Linked DNA regions of Mus musculus: regions 2 and 3 are each linked to region 1. The links are chromatin loops, found by intact Hi-C in ENCODE. Cell type or tissue: left cerebral cortex. All regions are shown on one strand. Each heading gives the region's core, and the rest is flanking DNA. Links, peaks and the distances in the headings are about the cores only.

Region 1 (8,303 bases), core at 239-8,238:
GTGGTCTCTCAGAGGGGAAAAAAATAGAGTATAAGATGAGACTCTAAAATAAATGCAGGAAGAGCTGCTGAGAGCACTTGTTCTTGCAAAGGCCCTGGGTTTGATTCCCAGCACCCACATGGCCACACGCAGCAGCCCATAATTCCAATTCCAGGAGATCTAGCTCCTCCCCTGGGCACCAGGAACATAGATGGTGCACTACTTAGATCCAGGCAAAATATCCATACACATAAAATAAATATTTTTAAATTGTATAAATGTAACAGGGCTGCAAAGATGACCCACTGGCTAAAGCACTTTTCATACGAGCATGAGTACTGGAGTTTGGGTCCCCCTAAATCCACAGAAATGTAGGAGAGGTGTGATAGTCAGCCTGAAATTCCACCCTCAGAAGGCAGAGACGGGACCCTCAGAGCAAGCTGGCTACTGAGACTAGCCATATCGGTGAGCTCTGGGTTTGATTAAGAGGCCTGCCTCAATGAGTAAGAAGGAAGTGAGATACAGGATGAATCCCGACATTAACCCTGTGTCTCCACATGAGCACACATATGCATGCACACACACACACAAAGCCAGAAAATAAAAAATATATTACTTGATCAATTACTTTAGTAAAACGTCCATAAATGAATGAGGCAATTTATTAGGCAATGATCAGAAACTGGTATAGTTGCCAACACACCAGGACCTCCAAGAAAACAGTTGGCATCCTGAGGGGCTGGAGTCATGTCAGTTCCTGAAGGCGACCTGTGGTGCTGGTCACAGAGCTGAGAGAAGGCGTGTCTTACCTCCCGACCCTGCCAGTGCCCGACCCCACACTACCTCCCCACAGCTCCAGCAACAGCTATCCCATCCTTCCTCCTGCCAGCACCAGTCCCTCATTATCCCTCCTCCACCAACACCCTACTGTTATCCCACGGACCACACCAAACCAGCTGACCACCTACCACCTCCATCGCCTGTTTTGCTCTGACTTTAAAATGTGCCCTAAAGGGGGCTCACATGTTGAGTGTTTGGTCCTTACCTGGCTGTGCTGTTTGGGGAGGTTCGGGGAATTCGAGCTGCCTCCTCCACAGGTTCCTACCCTCGAGAAGTACTGCTTCACCAGCGGCCCTGTACCAGAGTCATACGTGCACGAGCCCTCTGAGACTGTGAGTGAAGTGATCCCACCCCATCCCCACCCCCCGCCACACGACCAACACCTCATCTGTCTGTACACTTCACCCCAGCAACGGTACCACCAGTTCCTCACCACCTTGCCTTCATCCTCACCACAACCCTACCGTTATAGTCCCGCCACTACCCACCCCTGCTCTCCCGCCTGTAACCGCCCCCTCTCCCGCCTGCTCTCTTTCCACCTGCCTAGTGTTCAGGAAACGGCATCCAGAGATGTGAGATCACAGGTCCACACTGTCCAATCGCCGTTAAATTTATTGCCGGAGCACCATTAGCAAGTTAGCTGGAACAACAGGAGCGATGACCACAGCAGAGCGTTGAAGCAGCTGCAGCCCTCCAGGGCCTAAGTGCTCGTAACTGCTGTATTCAGAAAGCTGCTGTTATTTTACAGGTTAGAAACTGAAACGCTGAGACCCTAAGTAATTGGCTTAAAGCCTGCAGTCAGTAATTGTCCGACTGGGATTTACCATGGACGGGGCAGCTCGAGGGCCTGTGCCCTTAAACAATTCATCATGCTGTCAGCTCACAAACTCAGTCTTGGGCACCTTAGGGAAGGGTGTCTGTTAGGTTCACTGGGTTTAGGACACCAGTGCCATCTGGTGAAGCAGGGTATAGTAAAAGCTCACACCCTTGGCTACAAAAATCCACCTTGAGCACCTGCTCAAAGGACAAGCTGCCTCCCACAGCCAGGCCCCATGCTGACCATGCATGCTGTATACACAGACTGTTTGATGCTCTCCCACCGTCATCCTGTGAGGCTGGTAATATTGCTAGGAACAAAATAATTCCTGTTCTGTATGTGAGAAAAGAGAGTAAGTTAGCACCCGGCTGGCATGTCTCGGAGGACTCACAAGTTCCCCAGAATGTCCCAAGCATTCTGAGAGGTCCTCTCCCTCTCCTGGGCTCCAGAATCTGGGATGGAGTCTGGAGAGGACAGCTTTCAATAGCTTTGTGAACAAATGAAAGAAAGAAAGAAAGAAAGAAAGAAAGAAAGAAAGAAAGAAAGAAAGAAAGAAAGAAAGGAAGGAAGAAGGCAGGGAGGGAGGGAGGGAGGGAGGGAGGGAGGGAGGGAGGAAGGAAGGAAGGAAGGAAGGAAGGAAGAAAGGAAGGAAGGAAGGAAGGAAGGAAGGAAGGAAGGAAGGAAGGAAAGATGGCTCATATTTGATATAAGGGTGAGAGCAGGCACCCAAAAGACCTTGGGGCCAAGGCACCAGGCGACTGAGGAATGTTCACTTCGGAGCCCTCTGAACCGATGCTTCATACACACACACACCCAACTGCTTTCCTCCAGCCTGACCTACTTTGGGCCAAGCAGGGTTTGCAGAGCATTGAACAAATGATGCTGACTTGTAGAAGTGGCTGCTGCCCTTTGCAATTAGATGCTTTGAGACCTCTCCTCTGTCCCTGCAATAAAGACAGTGACCTAAGTGCTGATGTGGCCAAAGGACAAGGGACGACGTGAAATTGTTCCCATTAAAATTAGCCCTAGGGGCAAACAGTAAAACCAAGCAGAAAACCTGGCCGGGTCCTCAGGTTTTTAGTGCAAGATCACAGCCTACGTCCATTTAGAGTGTTCTCCTACCCTTCCTTCAAACCCTTCCAGCCCATCGCCTAACACACACACACACACACACACACACACACACACACACACACACACACCTCACAGACGCTGTATTAACAGAAAACCTCCAGCTATGTGTCTATTCATGCAGAATAGCAAATAAATAGCAACTAAGTATCTTCTTCTCCACACTCTGCAAGGTCTGGGGTGGGTGTGCAGGTGCAGGGCGCTAGCGCATCGTTGGTGGCTGGGGACGGGGAGTGTGGGGGAGGGGGTACAGACGGGGGGGGGGGGGGGGGGGAGGACAGGACTGTGAACACTAACCTTCATGTTCTCACCTAACCCTGGGGAACCCACCCTTTCATCTATCCTTCCTGGATTCACAAGACAAGAATTCTTCAGCTCCTGGTGGGGAGCCACCACAGAGCCTCATCACAGGGCTCTGATCACACTGTTAACTCAAAAGAAAACTTGAACCAATTTTAGAACAAGGCTAAGAGGCCAGAAGAAAAATCCCTGCTGCGAGGTCTTGAAACATAAATTGTGAGATGTCGCCATCTTGTGGTCACCTATGGGGTTGCCATTCTTATTCCATACCCAATAGACTATTGAATTCTGTCAGCTGCGGCCACCATCTCCCCCTTTCCCTAGACCCAAACATCAGTATCAGTTTTGCTGAAGCGGCAGGCTGAAGGTTTGCACAGCAGAAATACATCTGTCCCAGTGGCAAGGGTCGGGGACTGGGGATGCTTTCGGTACAAGCCTGACCTGAGTTCAATCACTGGGTCCCACATAAAGGTGGAAGGATAGAAACAACTCCACATGGTGCCCTCTGACCTCCAGTCGTGAGCCTCAGCACACGTGCTCAGACACACTAGGAGTAGTAGTAAGTACTTCTGCCATTGAATATGGCCTGATGCAGGAAGTGACTATGAACTAAGCCTATTAACTGAGAAACACTTTGAATGTGGTTTGCTTCCATCTCCGAAGCACATCTTCTGGGGTGATGAGAAACCATCTTAGTGATCACTGTCTGGATCTTCACACAGTCAACCACAGTGGTGCAGGTACCACCCTGGATGGCCACAAACCCTGTCCTTTCAGCTGTGGGCATTTCACCTTACAGAAAACATGACACCTCTAAGAATGTTCCAATACTACTATGCCAGCCCTCCTCCCAGATCTTATCTTTGACTCTTAGACATAGAGGCCAGCTCCTGCTCGCACCCATGACTGCTCCACATGGGGAGAGGTTTCCACAGTGTAATGGTTATCATATTTGCCTCATACATTTTAATACAGCATTCACTTCACGCTTTCTCCTTCAACCTCACTCTCACTCAAAATGCAAATACCAGGCGGCAGCAGCAATATCCCTAGAACCTAGAATATAAGTCTGTCACCTTGCAATTTAATTTAGTTAGTTTTTATATACTCTCTCTCTCTCTCTCTCCCTCCCCCCCCATTTTTGTTGTTGGTGTTTTGAGACAGGGTTTCTCTGTGTAGTTCTTGCTGTCCTGAAACTCACTGTGCAGACCAGCTGACCTCAAACTCACAGAGATTGTCTTGCTTTCCCTCGCAAGTGCTGGGATTAAAGATGTATACCACTATGACTGGCAAGATAAAAGAGAGAGAGAGAGAGAGAGAGAGAGAGAGAGAGAGAGAGAGGGAGAGGGAGAGGGAGAGGGAGAGGGAGAGGGAGAGGGAGAGGGAGAGGGAGAGGGAGAGGGAGAGGGAGAGGGAGAGGGAGAGGGAGAGGGAGAGGGAGAGGGAGAGGGAGAGGGAGAGGGAGAGGGAGAGGGAGAGGGAGAGGGAGAGGGAGAAGTTTGAGGCCAGCCTGGTCTAGAGGCCAGCCTTGTCTCCAAAGAAACAGTCCAGGATGATCTCAAACCTGCTATTTAGCCAAAGGATGACCTTGGATGACCTTGCACTTCTCATCCCCCTTCCTCCACCTCCCAAGTTTGGGATTATAGGCACCAGCTTTGTGTGCTGCTGGGTACCTAGCCCAGAGCTTCTGGATACTAGGCCAGCATTCTACCAACTGATCCACATCCACAGGCTCAAACATATAATTCTGAATGGCTAAGTAGGGGAAAACATGGATGGGTGGGTGGGTGGATGGACCAACTGACAAACAGACGGATGGGTAGACAGACGGAACAAAAGCACCTATAAATAAACTCCAAAGAAAGAGAAATTTTAGAAACTTTAACATTCGATCATATTGAAAGCCCAGTTCCACCATATCCCAGACGCTATCTTCTCTGGGTCACGATTCTTCTATTCCAACAAAGTGAGGCAAAGTGAGAGGAGACCTCCAGCGTGGCTGTTGAGCTAAATACTTAACCGACCTGGAATAGCATGCTCAAAGCTTGCTGAAATCCCAGAGTTCAGGCTACCTGCTAGTGCAGCAGCAGCGGCAGAAGCACCGTAGAAGCTGGAAGCTTCCCAGACCCAGCTCAGCTCCTCAGCAGCCACACAACCAGCTCCTCAGCAGCCACACAACAACAACACACACACACACACACACACACACACACATACACACACATACACATACACACACATACACACATACACACACATACACACATACCTACACACATACACACACACATACACACACACCTACACACCTACACACAAACACACACATACACACACACATACACACACATACACATACACACACACACATACACACAAACACACACATACACACACACACATACACACACACACATACACACACACACCTACACACATACACACAAACACACACATACACACACATACACATACACACATACCTACACACATACACACACACATATACACACATACACACACATATACACACATACACACACATACACACACACACACACACACACACACACACACACACACACACACACATACACACGAATGAAGGAGCTGGAAAAAATGAGTCCCTGGCTAAGAGCACATATTGCTCTTGCAGAGGACCCAAGTTCGATTCCCAGCACCCACATCAAGCAACTCACTACTGCTTGGAATTCCAACTTCAGGGAGCCAATGCCACCCTGGCCTCCTTGGGAACACACACACACACACACATGTACATACACATAAATAACAGTAATTTTTTAAATGAAGTCTCAAGACATAACAGCCACAATAAACTGTAACCAGTGACCAAGCCAGAGGAGCATTAGCCCTGATCCTACGGTTCTCTTTCTGTCCCTTCATCCAACATGCATGTCGTCCAACAATACATACTAAAAAGCAGAGTCTAAAGAGACAAACACAGCAATAGCAGCAGACGCATACATGGCAAGGGTTTGGGAAAGCTCTCAGTACATATTTTAAGTAACTAATTACTGGTATAAAAATGGACATTGTACAAGAACGAGTCAGGTACACAGATTCTGATCTTGCTGGAAACCAAAAGCCACATAGGAGAGAGGGAGAGACCTCAAGCAGGCTCCCCGGTAGACTGAAGCCTGGGCTGGGAAATACAGCTCAGTGGTTTGCCTAGCATATCTGAGGCCCCGGGTCCAATTCCCAGCCCCACACAAAGAAAAATGCTAGTAGGTTGAATACATACTGGGGGAAGGGCACACTGAACAAACCTGGAAACCTTGAAAATACAACAGAAACTTCCCAAGTGAGAATGTGGACAGAGAAAAAAGAATAAAAAGCTGGAGCAACTATCTACAGACTGTGAGGCAGCTGAGACCACTGTGAGGCACAGTGAGTATGCCAGGTTAAGAGTGGGCAGTGCACAGGTGCGTGCCCGGAATTCCCAGCACCGGAGAAGGGGGTCAGAACCAGCAAGAGGATCAGGAGGTCAAGGTCAGCCTGGGCTAAACAGACACACAGAACCCTGTCTCTGTGACAGCAGTGCGCTGGAAAGTTCTGGAAAGACACGGGAGGAACACAGGTGAAGAAGCTCAGAGAACTGTGAAAACCTACACCTCAGCAAAGAGGTTCCAGACTGCAGAAGACGCAGATCTTAAACGTCAGAGGGGAGCTCTTTTTAGGTAAAAAGGTAAACAGAACTCACTGGAACGCCTCACACAACTGCTCAGGCAACGAAACAGTGCTGGGAGATGTTACATATGTTACATGTTGAAAAGAAATGACCCCAGCCTAGAATCCTGCGTTGGCAAAAAAAAAGAAAAAAAAAAATCTTTGAACTGCGGATGTTGATTTACATGTGAAACACTAACCTACAAACTCCTAAGGTCCAGGAGAGCAATCTAGGTGACTCGAGGTTGGACTCTTTTGACACAACAAAAGCATGCTCAGAAAGAAAAAGCCCCATAGAGCTGGGTGTGGTCTTTAATCCCAGCACTCGGGAGGCAGAGGCAGGCGGATTTCTGAGTTCGAGGTCAGCCTGGTCTACAGAGTGAGTTCCAGGACAGCCAGAGCTATACAGAGAAACCCTGTCTCGAAAAAACAAAAGAGAAGGAAAGGAAAAAGGAAAGGAAAGGAAAGGAAAGGAAAGGAAAGGAAAGGAAAGGAAAGGAAAGGAAAGGAAAGGAAAGGAAAGGAAAGGAAAAAGAAAAGAAAGAGCCCCATAAAGAAGGTCGGGATGTTTTTATTTCCAAGGTTTTTTATAATAAAGTTTTAAGATGTCTTAATTTCTTTGCAATCTACATTGGGTATTTCTACAATGTAATACTCATTTTAAGATAACTACTTGAACTTTGAAGGTTAGCAAAATAATAAAGCAAGCCACCAAATTGGGAGGGGCGGCGAGATACAAAATACATCTAACAATGAAACTATATCCAAAATATACAGAGACTCTTTAAAACTCAGTAAGAGAAGAGCTCAGTTCAGATAGCTGCCTCAGCAGTTAAAAGCACTGGCTGCTCTTGCACAGGACTTGAATTGAATCCCTAGGGCTCACACCATGGCTCACAGCATCTTTAACTTCTGGCCTCCGTGAACAACAGGCACACACATGGAGTGCACATGTATACTTGCAGGCAAAACACGCACACACATAAAACAAAATAATCTTTAAAATGAGCGGATGATCAGCATCTTCAACAAATTATGAATTCAAAGCAAAAGCATAACACCACACACACATTCACTCCAATGACTAACAACCCAGAAAACAGATCACATAAATATTAACAATAATGGGGAGAAATAGGAACTATTATATATTGCTGGTGGGATACAAAATACTAAAGAGACTTTGGAGAATGACTTTCAAAGCTGCCATGGGTCTATGCAGAAGTTGCAATGAGACTGGCTCTGGAACTGTATGGCTGCACATACTTTGTAGGGTTCCTCCTGTTTCCATCGAGAGAGGAGTAAATATCTGGGTTGTGACATGTCCTGGTAAATCCACAGTGCTCTTGAGCCATGAAGAGGCATCGAGGAAACAGATAACAAAGGAATCAGCTTCGAAAGGCTTGTATGTATTATGTGATTCCAACTCTGAATTCTACCAATCTGGAAAAGGCTTCACCAATGGTCACGGGGAGTTAAAGGGCGGGGGGCAGGGGGGTAGCAGCTGACACACAGGGACTTGGGAGATTGCAAATCTATTCTGCATGAA
Region 2 (8,303 bases), core at 25-8,024, 830 kb before region 1:
TGTAAAATGTCAGATGTGACCATGTGGAGCCCCAGCATTGTGGAAGGTAGAGTCAGGAAGCCCCTGAGACTTGCTCAATGCCATCCCAGCTCCAGATTCAGTGAGAGAATAAGTCATAGAATGATGGAGAAGACCATTAGGCACCCATTTCTGCTGTTGGTGTACAGGAACATGCATCCATACACATGTATACACATATACCACATGTGCACATATATCACACACATGCATATCATATACACACGGGCACATGCAGACACTTAGAGCTGCATATGGTCAAACATGCGCACACAAAATACAATCGGAAAAAGAAATGAATATGGAGTATTCTTCAGTGCAATCGGTGCCCTTTCTAAGTAATCACAGAAAGGGCTCCTTCCTTTCTACCATCTGGGAGGAAGAAGCCTGCTCCAGACAGCCAATATGCTGGCCCCTTGACCTTGAAATTTCTAACTTCCAGATCCTGGAGAAATTACTAGTTGCTGCTGAAGCTTCTGTCCTTGTGATGTTTTTAGAGCAGCCAAACAGATGGATTAATAAACACGCTGCACGAATAGCAGCTTGGGGTTTCAGACTGATCACCTAGTATCTAAAGCCGGCTTTCTTCAGAAATAAGGGAACACTGACTTCTCAAAACTTCTGTGAAGGTCACAGGAAGTCATCAGAGTCCATCTCTTTGGCAGAGTGCCTGGCGCACCGTTGTCCCACATGTGTGAGTTTCCTTCCACACAGTCTTGGCTATTTTGACACTAGACTATGACAAGTCTCCTGACCTTTAGAAATGATCGTCGCGTGATGGTTGTAAGAATACAAACATTTGAAATATTGTAAAATTTAACGGGCATTTGCTAGGTTTTAAGTACATGCTTATTTGTGTTGCAATCAAGGAATGGAATGGGAGTTCTCTAGTATTTGTTTGTTTGAGTGTTTGTTTTAGACTAATTATCTGGTAGAGAAAGCTTTAAGATTTTTTTTTTCTTGTCTGGGTCAATGAATGGCTAAGGAGTTGCCACTCTCCCTTCTTCAACTTCCACTGGGGCCAGATAATTTTTGATGAGATAAAGGGGAAATTGCAGCAAAATGTGGCAATTCTGGAGATTCTGCCCCTTGGGAAGTGTTTTCTTTCAATGTTTGTGATTTTTCTAGCAGCCTACCACAAAGCTCTCTGGTTCCTTCCTCCCGCCACTGACTGCTGCTGCAGCAGGTTACACAGTCACGCATGCAGTCTCTGCTTTTGCAGTATCGTTGATGTGGACGGAAGCTGTTTGGAGAGAATCTGAAGGATGACATAATCCTCACGATATGAGCGCTATATGCACAGACAGACTGGGGGAGCTGTCCTTTCATGGATCTGTGACAGAATACCGTAGCCTGGGAGTCTTACTCATTGTTCTACTGCTGCAAAGAGACACCATGAGCAAGGGAACGCTAACAAAAGAAGACATTTAACTGGGGGGGGGGGGTGGCTTATAGTTTCAGAGGGTTATTAGTCCATGCCCATCATGGTGGAAGAAGACAGGCCTGGTGATGGAGCAGTTGCTGAGAGCATCACATCCTGATCCAGAAAGAGACAGACAGACAGACAGACAGACAGACAGACAGACAGATACAGAGACAGAGAGAGAGACAGAGAAACAGAGAGACAGAGACAGAGACACACAGAGAGACAGAGAAACAGAGAGACAGAGACAGAGAGACAGAGACAAAGAGAGAGAGAGACTGGGGCTGATATGGGCTTTTGAAACCTCAAAACATAACCCTAGAGACACTCCTCTTCAGACAAGGCCACACCCTCTACTCCTAATAGTTTATCAGCCGGGATCAAGCATTCACACATATGGGACTATAGGGGATATTCTCCTTCAAACCACCACACTGGATAACTAACAAAAAACACAAAGCTATTTCTCATAGTTCTGAAGACTGAAAGGTCCAAGGTAAAGTTGTCACATATGGAAAAGGAACAGGGACTAAGTTCCCTCTGGCCCTTTCATCAGACACTAAGACACTCAGAAGGCAGAACTCCTGAGTCCTAATGTCCTGTTCACGTGTCCAAAGGCCCTGTCCCACCCCACTGCTACAATGGTGGTTATGTTGCAATGTGTGATTTGAGGGAATTTAAGGACAGCCGTTGTAACAGAACCGCAATGAGAACATTTCTGTAAAAGAAAAGAAACAAACTATCAAGTCTAGGAAGAAAGTAAACGTCGTCCTCTTCACTGCCCTGGGGCCAAAATACATAAGATGGAACACTCTAGAAAGAGCACATAAATTCAAAGATCACACAACTTGCAGTCTACATCCACGGCTTCCTCTGCAGTCCATGAAGCCCCATGAAGAACAATTTCTGTGCACAGCACTTGACAGGAATGTAAGCCGGATGCCACTGCCATGTGTGTCTGCTACCAGTGCTGGGGAAGCCTAGCAGAAAGATGAAATTTTTGGTGTTTGGAGCCAGCTTAGAATACATAAATTGAGCCAGCATCAAGAAGCGAAGAAGAGAGAGGAAGGAAAGGAAGATAAGAAGGAGGAGAGGAGGGGAGAGGGAAGAGAGAAGGAGGGGAGGTCAATAAAAGAGGAGAAGAGGAGAAAGGGGAAAGAAGAGGAAGGAGAGAGGAGAAAAGGGTATGGTAAAGACAAAATATTTCTTTAGTTAAAAGACACTTCTCAGGTTCTCTTAACAGTAGTGGGGTGGAGAAAGGAAAAAATCTGCTGTAAAATTCACCATGTTCTCAGCAACTATTTTTGCTTGGCTAATACAGTAATTTACTCCAGGTAAAATCCATCTTTTCCACAGACACAGCATTTGTTAAGTGTATCCAGGGCTTTGTGCTATTTTTGGGGTGTGCCAAATTTCTTCTAGAAGAAAAATACAGGGGAGATAGTATATACTGACCATTGGGTGATTTGATGATTACTTTATGCTGAAAATACAAAATAAAAAAAAATCACTCTGCAGCCTGGATGAGACATGGTGGCCATATGCATCTATAATCAATGAATTCATGTTAATAGTTTCAGAAGGATTATTGTTGTAAGCACTTATGTTTTAAATATCCTTTTGAAACAAAACTAAAGCAATTATAAAGTCATACATAAAGGTTAAAATGTGTAGTTCTGGGCCTTGGTGTTGGTTTAGCAGTTAAGACTGCATGCTGAACAGGACCTAAGTTCAACTCTTAGCTCCTACACTGAGCCTACCACCTGCAACCCTACCTCCAGGGGATCGCATGCCCTCTTCTGGCCATCAGATGCACTACACTCATGTTCACCTAGCCCCCTCCCACATACACATACATGTACACACAAATAATTTCTAAAGATAAAAATAAGTAGGATTTGGAAACAATATAGAAGAGCAAGGAGTCAGATTTTGTGTGCCAAAGTGGTTATCAAGATAAAGTGAAACATTATGAAGTTCAAAAGAAAATGGCTACAGAAAGTAGGTATGCTACCACAGACACAAGGAATGGCGTCTATACTATTTACCACTTTTCTAACAATTTCCTTGTTGTAAGACTTGGTTTTGTTTTGTTTTGTTTTTTACCATTTTCGTAATAAAACAGAGATGTTTAAAAAAACAACCATGTTGGGCAGAGAGAGTAATTTGTTTTCTTTAGACAATAAGTCAAATAACAACTCCCAAGCAGTTTCTCTTTTTGCCAGACCCAGACTAAGTACGTCTAAATGCTTCGTGAACTGAATTTTCAAGAGAAAAATTCTTAGCTCTGTTTTATAGATGAGGACAGGGACTCGAGAGTCTGCAACAAAACTACCAAACTCAAAGGGCATCGCCAGGCAGGCCAGCCTCATCTGTCTGCTTGTTTTAAGTGTGGTGTGATTTTCGAACGTCTCTCACAGCTTGAGTACTTGAAGGCTTTAGCTCTCAGCTGTAGTGCTGTTTGGGGGAGTTAGAGAGATGGGGCCTAGTTAGCATAAGTACTGTATTCCCACCCAGTTCCCTGCCTCCTCTGTGGTGCATGGTTCTCTGAGATGTCACAAAGGGCTGCCACATACCCCTGCCAGGCCAGAGGCTAGCACACACCTTCTCTCCTGTGCTGAACAGCAGCTCTTCAAGCCAGGAGACAAAATGAGCCTCTCTTCCCCTAAATTACTTCTTCTCAAATAGTTTATCAGAGTGAGAAGAGAGAGTAACCAGCAGGCAGCACCCATGGCCATGCAGGGAGCACCAATGGGCTTTCTTGGCAAAGTTCGTGTTCCCTGCAGAACCTCATGAGTCCTCAACAAGATGGAGAGGATCCACAGAGAGTCAGGAGTGCTTTAGCCTTGGTGGGACTTTCTAAGGTTAGGGAAGAGCGACTGAAGCCTCCCATTTAAGGCACATGCCAGCAATGGCATCATATTGTCTTTGCACGACATTTCTATGACTTCCTGAGCTTTCTGGTGCTCACGATATGCAGAGTGGAGAAGGTAAACTGAGTCAATAGCGATGGGCCCCTCACAAGCCCCAGGCTGCCAGCAGCCTCTGGAAGGACAAACTGGTTTGCTATCAATATCTAACAGGTTCAGCAAAATTGTTTAAATATCTTCCTTAAGAATGACCTGTGCAAAGCCAAGGTTATGTTTGTATTTATATTATATTTATTATATATTATATTATATTTATTATATATTATATTATATTATATTATATTATATTATATTATATTATATTATATTATATTATACCAAATACTTCACATAGCTCAGACATCAGTGCACAGCATCATAACAGTGGAAAGTGCTGCCATCCCATTTTTTGGCTTCTCACTCTATGGAGATCAGCGTATGTCTGTAAGGAGCAGCACGCACCAGAGTGGCCTTCCTTAGGAGAGGAAATTTGCATCACCTGCTAACCAGCCAATTGTGTGTGTGTGTGTGTGTGTGTGTGTGTGTGTGTGTGCATTTAAGAGCAGATTCCATTCTGCAGAGCCCTGTTCTTCATGCCTTCTCTTTGTAAGAATCAAAGCTGATGAACACGGGGAACATCTGACACTGGGCCACAGTGTCACCCACATCTAACCTATGGTTCTTATGACAGGGAAAAGAAAGGAAGAACACATAGTCAAAAACCACCAGCGAGTATTCTGTGTGCACACAAGTATGTAAATGTCGGTGTGTTTGTAAACATGTGTGTGCAAGTGTGTAGGCAAATAAATATGTGTGCGTGTAAGGAGGCCAAAGGTGGATGTCTGTTGTGTGCCTTCCTTAGTTTTTGACACAGGGCCAATCGCTGAGCCTGCAGCTCACCCACTCAGGTACAGGAACTGGCCAGAGAGCACCATGTTTTCTCCTTTCTCCACCTCCTCAGCACTAGGAGGACAGGTGCATTCCACCACACCCAGCTTTCCTACATGGGTGCTTGGGATCCACACCCAGGCCCACGTGCTTGTCATGCAGGCGTGTTAGTAACCAAGCCATCTCACCTACCTCCCAGAGAATACTTTTTACCCTGATAGCTACTTCCTTGACAGTGCATTGTTTGAGAACCATGGGGTAGGTAATACAAACTCCCTCCATGCCTGGCCGTATGATCGTGACACTGAAGCCCTGCAGCTGCTAGGCTGAAGATATTATTACCACTCATGTTTAAGAAACAGTCTCTCTTTTTATATAGTTCCCCAGCTTTGATACATTGCATGTGTAGGGGTTTTGTTACTGTTGTATATTTCATGCAGAGGTCCCCACTCTCTGACTTGGGGACCAATAGGCAGCATCCACCACCAGCATCACATTTACTGCTCCAGCTGTCTCTATCATCAATCATCTTATCACACATTTCAGAGAGGTTCTGTCGGGAGACTTTCATTCTGCTCCCACTCCAGTCTCCCTTGTAACTGCAAAGCAGTGCTCTGTGAGTTGTCAGGGGGCAAGCTCGTGCCTAGAAAGGGGCAATCTAACAAAAAGGCAGAGCGAGCTTCCTCGGACTCTTAAAGATCTTTCGAAGAGCTTCTCTCTCCTCAGTTCTGGTTTTATTAAGAGTTATAGAAGGGTTAATGGGAAGGAGCACAGGTGACATTTTCTGCATTCACATCTAGCCGATTTGATGGCAAAGTAAGATGGATGTGATATGACTTTCCCTTGATGACCCTATCAGTGGAGAGAAAAAAACCCCAACAAGCTTGCAGGTGTTTACTAAGAAGCTGACTCTGCAGACCCCTTACACTCCTAGTCCGTAGCGCTAGCATGTTATGGCAAAAATCTGAGACTCAACAGTGGTTTAGTTTTTAATGAGCAAATTTGTTTCATGATGGTTGACTGGTTGGCTCATGGTTCATGGGTTCTTAAAGTCGAAAGACAGTCATGCAGCATTGTATCCGTTTCTTCTGTTTGTATACTCTTACCAAAGACGCTTTATAAAACATGTGCACATCAAAATACCTTTTCAAAACTATAGAAATGGAAGTTAAATTGGTTCATTTTTTTACATTGGTTATTTTAATTATTTTCATTCAAATGTTACCCCCTTCCCAGTTTCCCCTCTACAAACCCCATCCCATCCCACTACCACCTGCCTCTATGAGGGTGGTTTCCCGCCCACCCACCAACTCTTGCCTCAGCACCCTAGCATTCCCCTACACTGGGTCATTGAGACTCCCAGGATCAAGGGGTTTGTTTCCCAGTGATGCCAGATAAGGCTATCCTCTGTTACATATCTAGCTGGAGCCCCCCCCCCCCTGTGTACCCTTTGCTTGGTGGAGCTTTGGGAGGGGGTCTAGTTGGTTTTGTTGTCCTTCCTATGGGGTTGCAAACCTCTTCAGCTCCTTCAGTCCTTGCCCTAACTGCTCTGTTGGGGTCCCTGCACTCAATCCAATGTTTGTCTGCAGGCATCCACTTCTGTATTGGTCAGGCTCTGGCAGAGCCTCTCAGGGGACAGCTATACCAGGCTCCTGCCAGCAAGCACTTCTTGGCATCAATAATAGTGTTTGGATTTGGTGTCTGCAGATGGGATGGATCTCTAAGTGGAGCAGTCTCTGGGTGGCCTTTCCTTCGATCTCTGCTCTACTCTTTGTCCCTGCATTTCCTTTAGATAGGAGGAATTCTGGATTAATATTTTTGAGGTGGCTGGGTGGCACCATCCCTCAAACGGGAGCCATGCCCAACAACTAGATATGGTCTCTACTAGTTCTATTCCCCCTTTGTTGAGTATTTTAGCTAATGTCCTCCCTGTTGGTTCCTGAACACCTTCTGGGTCCCTGGCATCTGGAACTTTCTAGTGGCTACTCCTAATTCCACCTCCCCTATTGCTACACACATCCTTTTAAATTCCTGACCCTCTGTACTTCTCCCCCATTGCTCCCATATCTAAACTGGTGCCCCTTTCCCTCTTCCTCCTCCTCTCTCCCTCACAGATCGCTTTCTACTTCTACTTCCCAAGACTATTTTCTTTCCCTTTCTCTGTAGGACTGTGGAATCCACATCTTGGTTTGCTCTTTTTTTTCCCCTTGGGTTTCCTATGGTCTATAAGTTGTATCATGGTTATTCTGAGCTTCTTTTCTGCTAATATCCACTTATCAGTGAGAACATACCATGTGTGTTCTTTTGTGACTGAGTTACCTCACTCAGGGTGATGTGATATTTTCAAGTTCCATCCATTTGCCTAAGAATTTCATAAATTCACTGTTTTTAATAGCTGAGTAGTACTCCATTGTGTAAATGTACCACATTTTCTGTATCCATTCCTCTGTTGAGGGACATCTGGGTTCTTTCCAGCTTCTGGCTATTATAAATAAGGCTGCTATTAACATAGTAGAGCATATGTCCTTATTACATATTGGAAAATGTTTTGGGTATATGCCCAGTAGTGGTGTACCTGGGTCGTCAGGTAGTACTATGTCCAGTTGTCCAGTTTTCTGAGGAACCACCAGACTGATTTCCAGAGTGGTTGTACCAGCTTGCAATCCCACCAGCAATGGAGTAGTGTTCCTCTTTTCTCCACATCCTTGCCAGCATCTGCTGTCACCTGAAGTTTTGATCTTGTCCATTCTGACTGGTATGAGGTAGAATCTCAGGGTAATTTTGACTTGCATTTCCCTGATGACTAAGGATGTTGAACGTTTTTTTAAGTGCTTCTCAGCCATTTGAGATTCCTTACTTGAGAATTCTCTTTTTAGCTCTGTACACCATTTTTAATAGGGTTACTTTGTTCTCTGGGGTCTACCTTCTTGAGTTCATTGTATATTTTGGATATTACCCATGTTATATTTCTCTTAGAGATGAATAAAAACAGTGTGTGTGTGTTATGAAATGATAGCTGTAGTTCTCAGAGGAGTCAATATTAACTAATGTAAACATCAAAGCCT
Region 3 (8,303 bases), core at 25-8,024, 920 kb before region 1:
TGGAATAAAAGTTTTCTTGGTTGGTTTTGTAAAGCTTGGATTCATTAGCTCCCTGGATTAACAAGATCAGGGTTCTATAACTTATCTGTAATACAATATAGAATAGAATTTGAAAGCTCTGGAATATGAATATGTTAGAATAACTGGTGTGTCAGTGTTAATTGTCAATTTGCCAGAGTCTAGAATCTCCTGGGAGATGGGTCACTGGGCATACCAATCACATAGTATAGATTTAGATAGTTAATGTGTGAATATTCTTTTTACTGTGAGTGGGATCATTCCCTGGGAAGAGGTCCTTGGACTAAATAATACACAGACGGACAGACAGATCTCTACAAACTGGAGAAAGAAAGCTGAGAGCTAGCATGAATGCACTTATCACTCTCTGCTTTCAGACTATGGAAGTGATTAGACCAGATGTTCAAGTTCCTGGTGCCATGAATTTACATACTGCCACAACAGACTGTACCTTGAACTGTGAGTTAAAATAAAGTCTTTTTTGCTTCTGGGGGTTTTTCTTTCCCAGCCACAGAAAGATATCTGAAGCATTCCTTGAGGTTCTCCAAGAGAAAGGAGTCTTCACTAAGGCACTAAAATATGCTTTCCTGAAGGGAATGCAGCCTCATTACCAACCTCTGCTGCTGTCTTTGGCTGTTTCTCAGTTTGGGTATAAAACATTAGGGACTGTAACTTTCACCATTAAGTATCAGAACTTTGTATTTTAGTGAGGTAACATGGCCATGTGATGTCAGATGCCATATGGTAATATGCAACCATTTCTGACCATGATGACGTATAATTATTGTGTTGTGGTTATTGCAAAACACACGGGAACATGGTTGTTCCAGTCATCAGAACCATATGATGGTGACTGATTCCTGGTGTCCCAAGGCCAAAAGTAAGAATGTCAACTGCCAACTTACTAAATTGTTAATATATATATATTATATATATTATATATATATATATATATATAGGCAGATATATATATATATATATATATATATATTATATATATATATATATAGGCAGATCCTAATCACAAAGATAAACGGTCCGAGTGTCTCAACTTGTTGAATCTGTTTGAAGAGTCTGCGCCCAGAAAACCTAGGAAAGAAGAGTCCAATTCCTCCCTTTCCATGGCAATACGATGTGTCTGTGTCTCATGGAATATACACTCACATTTAATTTTGCAGAACTATAAAAGCCCTCAGTTTGCACTCATTATGGATAGAACTCCCCATAGCCAGGTGGATGGGAGGCCTGCTCCTGGGATGGACCATGAACCAATTCTCTCAATTGTCTAGTGTTTGCTTCATGGACTCATGAGCCAAGTAGCTGTTTGGCAGCCACAAGAACTCCCGGGCAAGTTCCGCAACTTGAAACCCCGAAACAGTCCTTCCATGATCAACTGCTGTGCCTGCTGGGTATCCAAATTACCAACGGCAGAGGTTACATCCAAACACTGATATGGCTCCATTCCCAGGTTGAAGGTGGGGAGAGATTCATCAAGCCTCCTAGTGAGAGTTTGATTACATTGGACCCCTTCCATCATGGGAAGAACTGCAATCTGTTCTTATAGAAGGAGACATCTATCCTAATGCAAAGTTCCCTTCCTTGTGTAAAATTCTCCCTTCAGATTCATCTTACTTGAACAGGACTGTCTCTCAGGTGCAGGATGGCAGTTCACGATGCTCATCTCCACCCTACAATTGTGGAGTCTTACTCTGCACTGGAAGTAGGTGATAGGATTTGCCCTTGGCATTCTCTGGCTAGAATGTGTCCTATCACCTAAAGAGAATTGGCTTTCTGCGACAGCTTTCTGCGACAGCTTCCTGCTCTTCTGAAGGGAGATAGCAACTTGAACAAACATGGGACAAGATTTATCTGAGTTAGAACATATCACTATCATGAAGCAGGGTGCGCACAGAAGTGCTCTGCTCATCTAAAGAGTAATTTATAGAATTGTTGCTTTTTATTATTTCTTGTGTGTGTCCATATGTGTGGCTCTGTGTGCATATATCTGTGGGTATGCCTGTATGTGTGTGTGTATGCACGTGTCTGTGTGTGTCTGTGTGTACATGTGTCTATGTATATGTCTGTATGTGTCTACATGTGTCCCTCTGTGCATGTGTCTCTGTGTGTGTCTCTGTGAATATCTGTGTGTGTGTCTTTGTGTTCCTGTGTGTGTGTGAATGTAGGTGTGATCATAGTACAATGTTCCTGTAGACACAGAGGATAACATCTGGGAGTTGATTCTTGCCTCCCAGCTAGTTGATATAAGATCACCTCTTGCTTTTTTTGATGCTGCTCTATATAGTCCCAGCCGGCTTCTTTCTGGCAGGGTTCCTGCCCCTGCCCCTCATCTTTCCTCAGACTTCTGGCTTTAAACACACACACTGCCACTGCATCTGATTCTTTTACAGATCAAACTCAGGTGAAGAAGCCCACATGGCAGCTCCTTTCCCTGCTGAACCATTCTTCTGGCTGCAGAATCTTTTTATTATTAAAGTCACAAACTTGATTGCATTAAATTTCCTAGTTCCTAAGAGGAAAAAAAATTTTTTTTCAGAGAACACATTTCTAGAACCCCAAATTAGAAATCTGAGACTATTTATTTGCCAAACTGGTCTTTGATCTGGCAGACATAGGACAGGGTTGGGGGAAATGTTTCAATCCTTAAAAATAAAAGGGAATCTGTCCTGTTGCTGCAGAACAAATGTAAGAAAGGCTGTCTTGGTATCAGAAGTGAGGACCCTCCTGTGAGCTGGACTGTCACTTCGGTATCCCAACTTGTATTTGCTATTTAAATCCTTTGTAAGGGAATTCTATTCTTGGTTATTGTTTAAAGCAGTTGATCAAGAGAAACATGAAAAACTACTCCAGGGTGTTACAGGAACAAAGAGAAAAGGAAACCAAGCTTTATGTTCAAATTTAAAATGATAACTTTAAACAGCTGTGTGTCCCAAGGTTAAAAACAAGCAACGCCAATTTAGAAAACATGGAGAAATATGTAGGAGATGATTTAGTGTTTACAATGGCTGATGGATAGGGATAGAAAGTCTGGAGACTGTCTTTGGGTGATGTCCTCTGATAATAAAGAGCCACGAAGAGAAATGACTTGATCATATATGCATTCTAACAAGCCAAAAGCATCTCAAGCAAGTAACTGGATGACTAACAGACATTCCGTGAATGGGTGAATGAATAATTGAAGGAAGGAAAGTGAAAAGTGCAGCCAGGAAACTCTGAAAACTCTTGAAGGAAGAGATCAGAATAGGTAGAGAAACATTCTTCAAGAAATATGCTCTTCAACCTGGCGGCATCCCTCCAGACACACACAGTCTACACACACACACACACACACACAGAGAGAGAGAGAGAGAGAGACAGACTACAACTGCCAATGACACAGGCTGGGACATGCCAGATGTGGGTGTCAATCCCAAGTTCTTCCATGCTGTCCTTTAAAGAATACTTAAGAAAGCAGAAAACAGAAACAAGGAAAACAACCAAAGGGTGTGTGTGTGTGTTGGGGGAACCTTTCTCTCCATTCTAACTCTCTCAAAGCTGAATTAAGATGGCATCTATTTTCCCATCAAGATGTTCCATAAGATTTATTGCCAATATTGTCTGTGCCAAAGTCAGCCCAGTGCTACACAGAACCAGTACAGTACATTATACAATGGCAGTCGCGTTGGCTGGGAGTGGCTCCATATTATTGAATTAAAGACTCTAGGTAGATATTTGAAAGAATCAAAAGGTCATAGAATTACTCATACAAAGCACCATGAACTACAGCCACACTTTTTTTTTTTTTTTTTTTTTTTTTTGTCTTTTGAGTGCAATTAGGCTGAAGCCCACAGGGAAGTCACCAGATTGCAGTCTGCATTTAGCAGGGACAGGAACTGACCCTTGTGACTAGGTTCGGTAGCAGTGTTGTTTATTTTCTATTATCGGCAATGCTTAGCATCATGATATTCACACAGCAGGCTGATAACATTGGTTCTGAAGTGTGCAGTATGCTCTCTCCCACATAGAAGAATTTCCACAGGCAAATTACTTAACCCCGCTGAGCCACACTTCCTTAAATTGTAAAAGGAGGGATAATACTGGGCAGCATAGTTAAGAGGATTAGAGGTTGTTTTCTCTGCTGAGCAAAGTTTCTATTATAAAACTCCTATTATTCAGGCATTAAATCTTGCAGGGGCAATTTGTAAAGTAAGATTCCATTTATTTAAATCAAGGAAGCAAGAAAGAAAACAGGTATGAAACGTTCTGCTAGACTGCTTCTACACTATCCTCAGTCTTGTTTATCGGCATTCTGCCATTATTCTTGCTAACATACAAAGCAAAGGGTTTCATCGTGGCTTTAGAGTGTGAATGTCATTTCTCTTTGGTCTTCCTTTCCTCTTGCTCCACCCTCTTGTTTGTCGCCTACCTTACACCAGGGGGCTCCTTCCCTCTGTTCCAGTGTCAGTGTCACGTGCATTCCTGCAGTCATCCTTTTATTTCTCAGTCCTCGCCCCCTTCATAAGCTCCTCCTCTCAAGGCAATGTTCCACTTCTACTATCCCAGCTCTCCCCACCTCACTCAAGTTAAAATATGCAGCCTGCGGATGAGATAAAACACGCAGTACTTGTTTTTCCGCAACAGGTTTATGTCACCTAACACAATGAACTCCAGTTACACCCATTTTCCTGCAAAGTCACAATTTCAATTTTCCTTATGAAGGAGTGAAATTATATTGTGTGTATATTCCTCATTTTCCCTGTCCACTATGTGTTTTTAAACATTTAGGCAAGTCCATTTCTTACTTGTCGATACTGCAGAAAAAAAAATTGGATGTACACGTGTATCTAAAGTATATTGATATAAAGAGCTAAGGGTATATATCTGGGAGTGATACACCTAGGTGATATGAGATCTGCTCTGGATGGTGTGAGATGGAATCTCAAAACAATTTTAATTTGTATTTCCCTGATGGCTAAAGATGTTGAAACTTTCTTCAGTTTTTATTGGGAATTTTGCATCTTTATACACTATAGTCCATAGTTTTCTGTTGTTGTTTTGTCTTATTTAATTTTTGAGGGGGAGGCTGTGTGTGGTGTGTGTGCATGCATGCATGTGTGTGCACATCTCCTGTATTTTGATGTTAGGTTTCTGAACTCATATCCTCAAGCTCTTCAGCCCCCCAAGCCATCTCCTCAGACCCTAGGTATTTCATTGCGACATTATCATTGTTACAAATAAGATTGATATGTCACATGTAAAGCAAGCCTGCAGTGGATTCAGGCTCAGTGAGAGACCCTGTCTCAAGCTAACATCATGGAGCACAAGAGAGCACACTGTCTAACACCATTCTCTTGCTTTCATGGGACAAACATCTTCACATACATGTACACAAGCACATACATATGCACACATGACATATTCAAGGGAAATTGCCTAAACAACTCTATATAATATTTTGGGAATGACCACAAATATTGCTTGTAGGTTGTCTGATCTTGGGTGATTATTTCATCTGCTTCTTCAGACTGATAGTTTTGCCACTTTTTAAAAGACTTCCTCCAACATTGAATTATTTCAGTCTTTGTCAAAAAATGAGCTGTACTGCTGAAAATTTCAACAACTGAAAAACACATAAATCATATGTGATATATCCTCTATAGATACAAAGACACATGTTTGCATACATGCATAAGGCAGGCATGCATGGGCACACCCATATGACCATGTACATATATCACTATACACACCCAAAGAAAATGTTCTTTTTTTGTTTGCTCTCTGTACACACATACATATATACATATCACACATATCTGGATATATATTTGTATCTATGCATTTATACCATCTGTATATGTCTATATGTGGATGTGCAAAGATACATATAAATATGTAAATGTATGCAAATCCCTCCATCTCTCTTTCTCTCCTCTATAACTTGTTACTGTGACTTCACTTCTTCCTACATGTGAAACTGCAGAGCAGTGTGCTTTTGCCACCATTACATTGTAAAATCAATACTGAAATCAGGAAAAATAGCCTACAAGCTCTCTACCTGCCTCCTGGGTCCTTTCATCACAAAATGGCTGTTAATGAGTCATAGAAAGGACTTAGCGAACATTAATATCAGACTACCTACAATGAGGTGCTAATTAAAATTAAGTCCCTTCTTCATTTAAGATGCAACAGGAAAGGAAACCTGATACAGGCCAAGCATCACTGTGAATTTTAATTAAAGGAGATTTGGGAGTGGGCGAATTCCAGAGAATCACAAAGATCCATTCAGCAGATAGAGCGTTTCCTCAGCCTCAGTGCAAGGCAGCTGAGGGTGCCCGCGTGTCATGGAAATCTCTCACTTCTTCGGATCAGCACACCACTTTCAGTGTAATTATGAGGTTCATCCTTAAAATTTGTTGATTTCATATTTGCCTGCATGTATGCTGACGAAAATTAATTAAACTTAAATTGAACACATCAATTACAGCACCTCTTCCAGCACGTTATTCCTCCCTGATTATGTACCCTATAAAATTGCTTTAATTTTTAATTCTGTACTTCAAAGTCAAATAATAATATGTATTTCTAATTAAGCCCGCTTACATATCTCACTGCTGATTAAACCGTTTTAATATTTTATGACACCAGTCACCTTAAGTTCCTACCTCTGACAGCTATTGCCTCTCTGCCTGCCTTTCCTACGCCATACATCTATCTTATCAAGGCACCTAAAACTACCTACTTCCTTCATTCTGGTTTATAGTGAGAGAAACGGTCAACATTTCTAGTCTCAAAATGAGGAGACAATGAAGAAGAAAACTTCTGAGATGACGAGAGAAATGCCTTGGATACCATTGCAGGGATGTGTACGTTGTTTTTATTAATTTTTCTCAGCTTGCCTGTAGCTTACCAACGGTTGAAATTTGGCTTTTAAAATCTAGGGAGGGGAATGTAGGACAAGCCTGACACCCTGATACAAATACCCCTAACCACAGCATCACTGTGCCAACCACATTAAAGCCCATCTTTCTAAGAACAGAATCATACAGTGATGAAATGCAGCTAACATTTTGCCAAGAATCACCACACGCAATTTCCCTGATTGCTTTACTGCATCCTTAGAAAAGGCTACAGCTGAGAGGACCTAGGTGTAGAAGACTTAGAGCAAAGCATGCTGGGGAAAACCGTTGCTAAGGAGCAGAATCTGGAAGGTGGTTCAAGACCCTTTGGTCCTAAGATGGCCCATACTGCCTTCATTCATTCTGGTTCAATTTGCTGCCCTAATGCGTTTTTTTTTTAATCAAATTGAAACTCAACAATGAATTGCTTCTAATTCAGAGCTCTAGGATATGTACCTTGGAATCCAGAGAACATTGTATCATTAGATACGAGCTATCTAATTCCTGTCCTGCATCCCTTTCCCTTGCTTTACTTAGCCCACTTAGCTGGGACTGAGGTCATGCAGGTCACAAGTCTGCTCAGGAGGAATTAAATCCCAGGCTTATTTATACCAACAGAGCATGATCACCATGAGGAGCTGTTCCATGCCACAGGTTTAACACTTGGATGAGATGAGCATTTAAAATAGTTAAACGTGGAAAGATGGCTGGACATGACTCTTTTTTTAAAAAATATTTTTTATTATTATGTATTTTCCACTTATCTGGAATCCCAGCACTCAGGCCAAAGCAGGTAGATTTCATGCCAACCTGAAGTGTAGATGGAGAAAAGAAAATAACTTTTAAAGGCAGAAAGGAAGGATAGAAAGAAAGAGAAAAGGAGAATGGGAGAGGGAAGAAGGAAGGGTGGGAGGGACGACCGACAAATGGAGGGTCGAAGGAAGAACAATCTGTAAAACATACATGCTATTGCCTTAGAGCATGAGAGTATGGTACCCAAAAACAAGTAAATGAAGGTACCAAAATGCCATCCTTGCAATCATGGCAGCAACCCTTGCCTACTGAGGGCTTGTACAAGACTAATCCACTGAATATTCAGTCAGTTATCAGTGGAGGGAAGGCTCATGGGCCTTGCCTCACCCCAGCCAGCAAATTGCAACAGAGGGTTACTGGAACACAGGAAGTCATTGCCTTAGGGTAGCTACAGATGAGCCATTCAGGTTCCAGGGATGTCTCATATCTTGCCCATGTGATAACCACAGTGAGCCTTAAAGCATCACAAAGCAAAATAGAACAAAAGACAGGAAAGTTGGATGGTAACTTGGTGGCAGTAAGGGTGGAGTCAGGGTGGGAGGTAATAAAGGGTGGAGGGATAAGGATGGCCTGAATATA

The links. A loop is a pair of places that touch in the nucleus more often than their neighbours do. Peaks named below come from ENCODE experiments on the same cell type or tissue, not always from the same donor. Only the 100,000 strongest peaks of a DNase experiment are listed, where the experiment ranks them.
Region 2: it touches region 1 in a loop (2.7-fold over the local background); 7 of 42 quality-filtered maps call a loop at or near these places.
Region 3: a loop joins it to region 1, with 2.9 times the contacts of the local background. A loop is called at or near these places in 4 of 42 quality-filtered maps.

The regions. Positions count from the first base shown.
Region 1 is chr9:113,642,409-113,650,711 of GRCm38, forward strand. It overlaps Gm36745 (a long non-coding RNA gene), which reads right to left and starts at 1,200. Exons shown (of 5, transcript XR_379913.3): 1 at 1,025-1,200. In left cerebral cortex, for the core only: a CTCF peak has its summit at 3,300 (motif pointing left); DNase peaks (open chromatin) are centred at 1,411, 1,856, 2,584, 3,268 and 4 more places; H3K27ac peaks cover 1,931 bases.
Region 2 is chr9:112,808,896-112,817,198 of GRCm38, forward strand. No RefSeq gene overlaps it. Among named protein-coding and RNA genes, the nearest start is that of Gm24957, 290 kb to the left of the region's middle. In left cerebral cortex, for the core only: CTCF peaks have their summits at 1,317 and 3,256 (motif pointing left); a DNase peak (open chromatin) is centred at 1,274.
Region 3 is chr9:112,721,221-112,729,523 of GRCm38, forward strand. No RefSeq gene overlaps it. Among named protein-coding and RNA genes, the nearest start is that of Gm24957, 200 kb to the left of the region's middle. In left cerebral cortex, for the core only: a CTCF peak has its summit at 4,453; DNase peaks (open chromatin) are centred at 1,638, 2,230, 4,485, 6,086 and 1 more place; H3K27ac peaks cover 2,222 bases.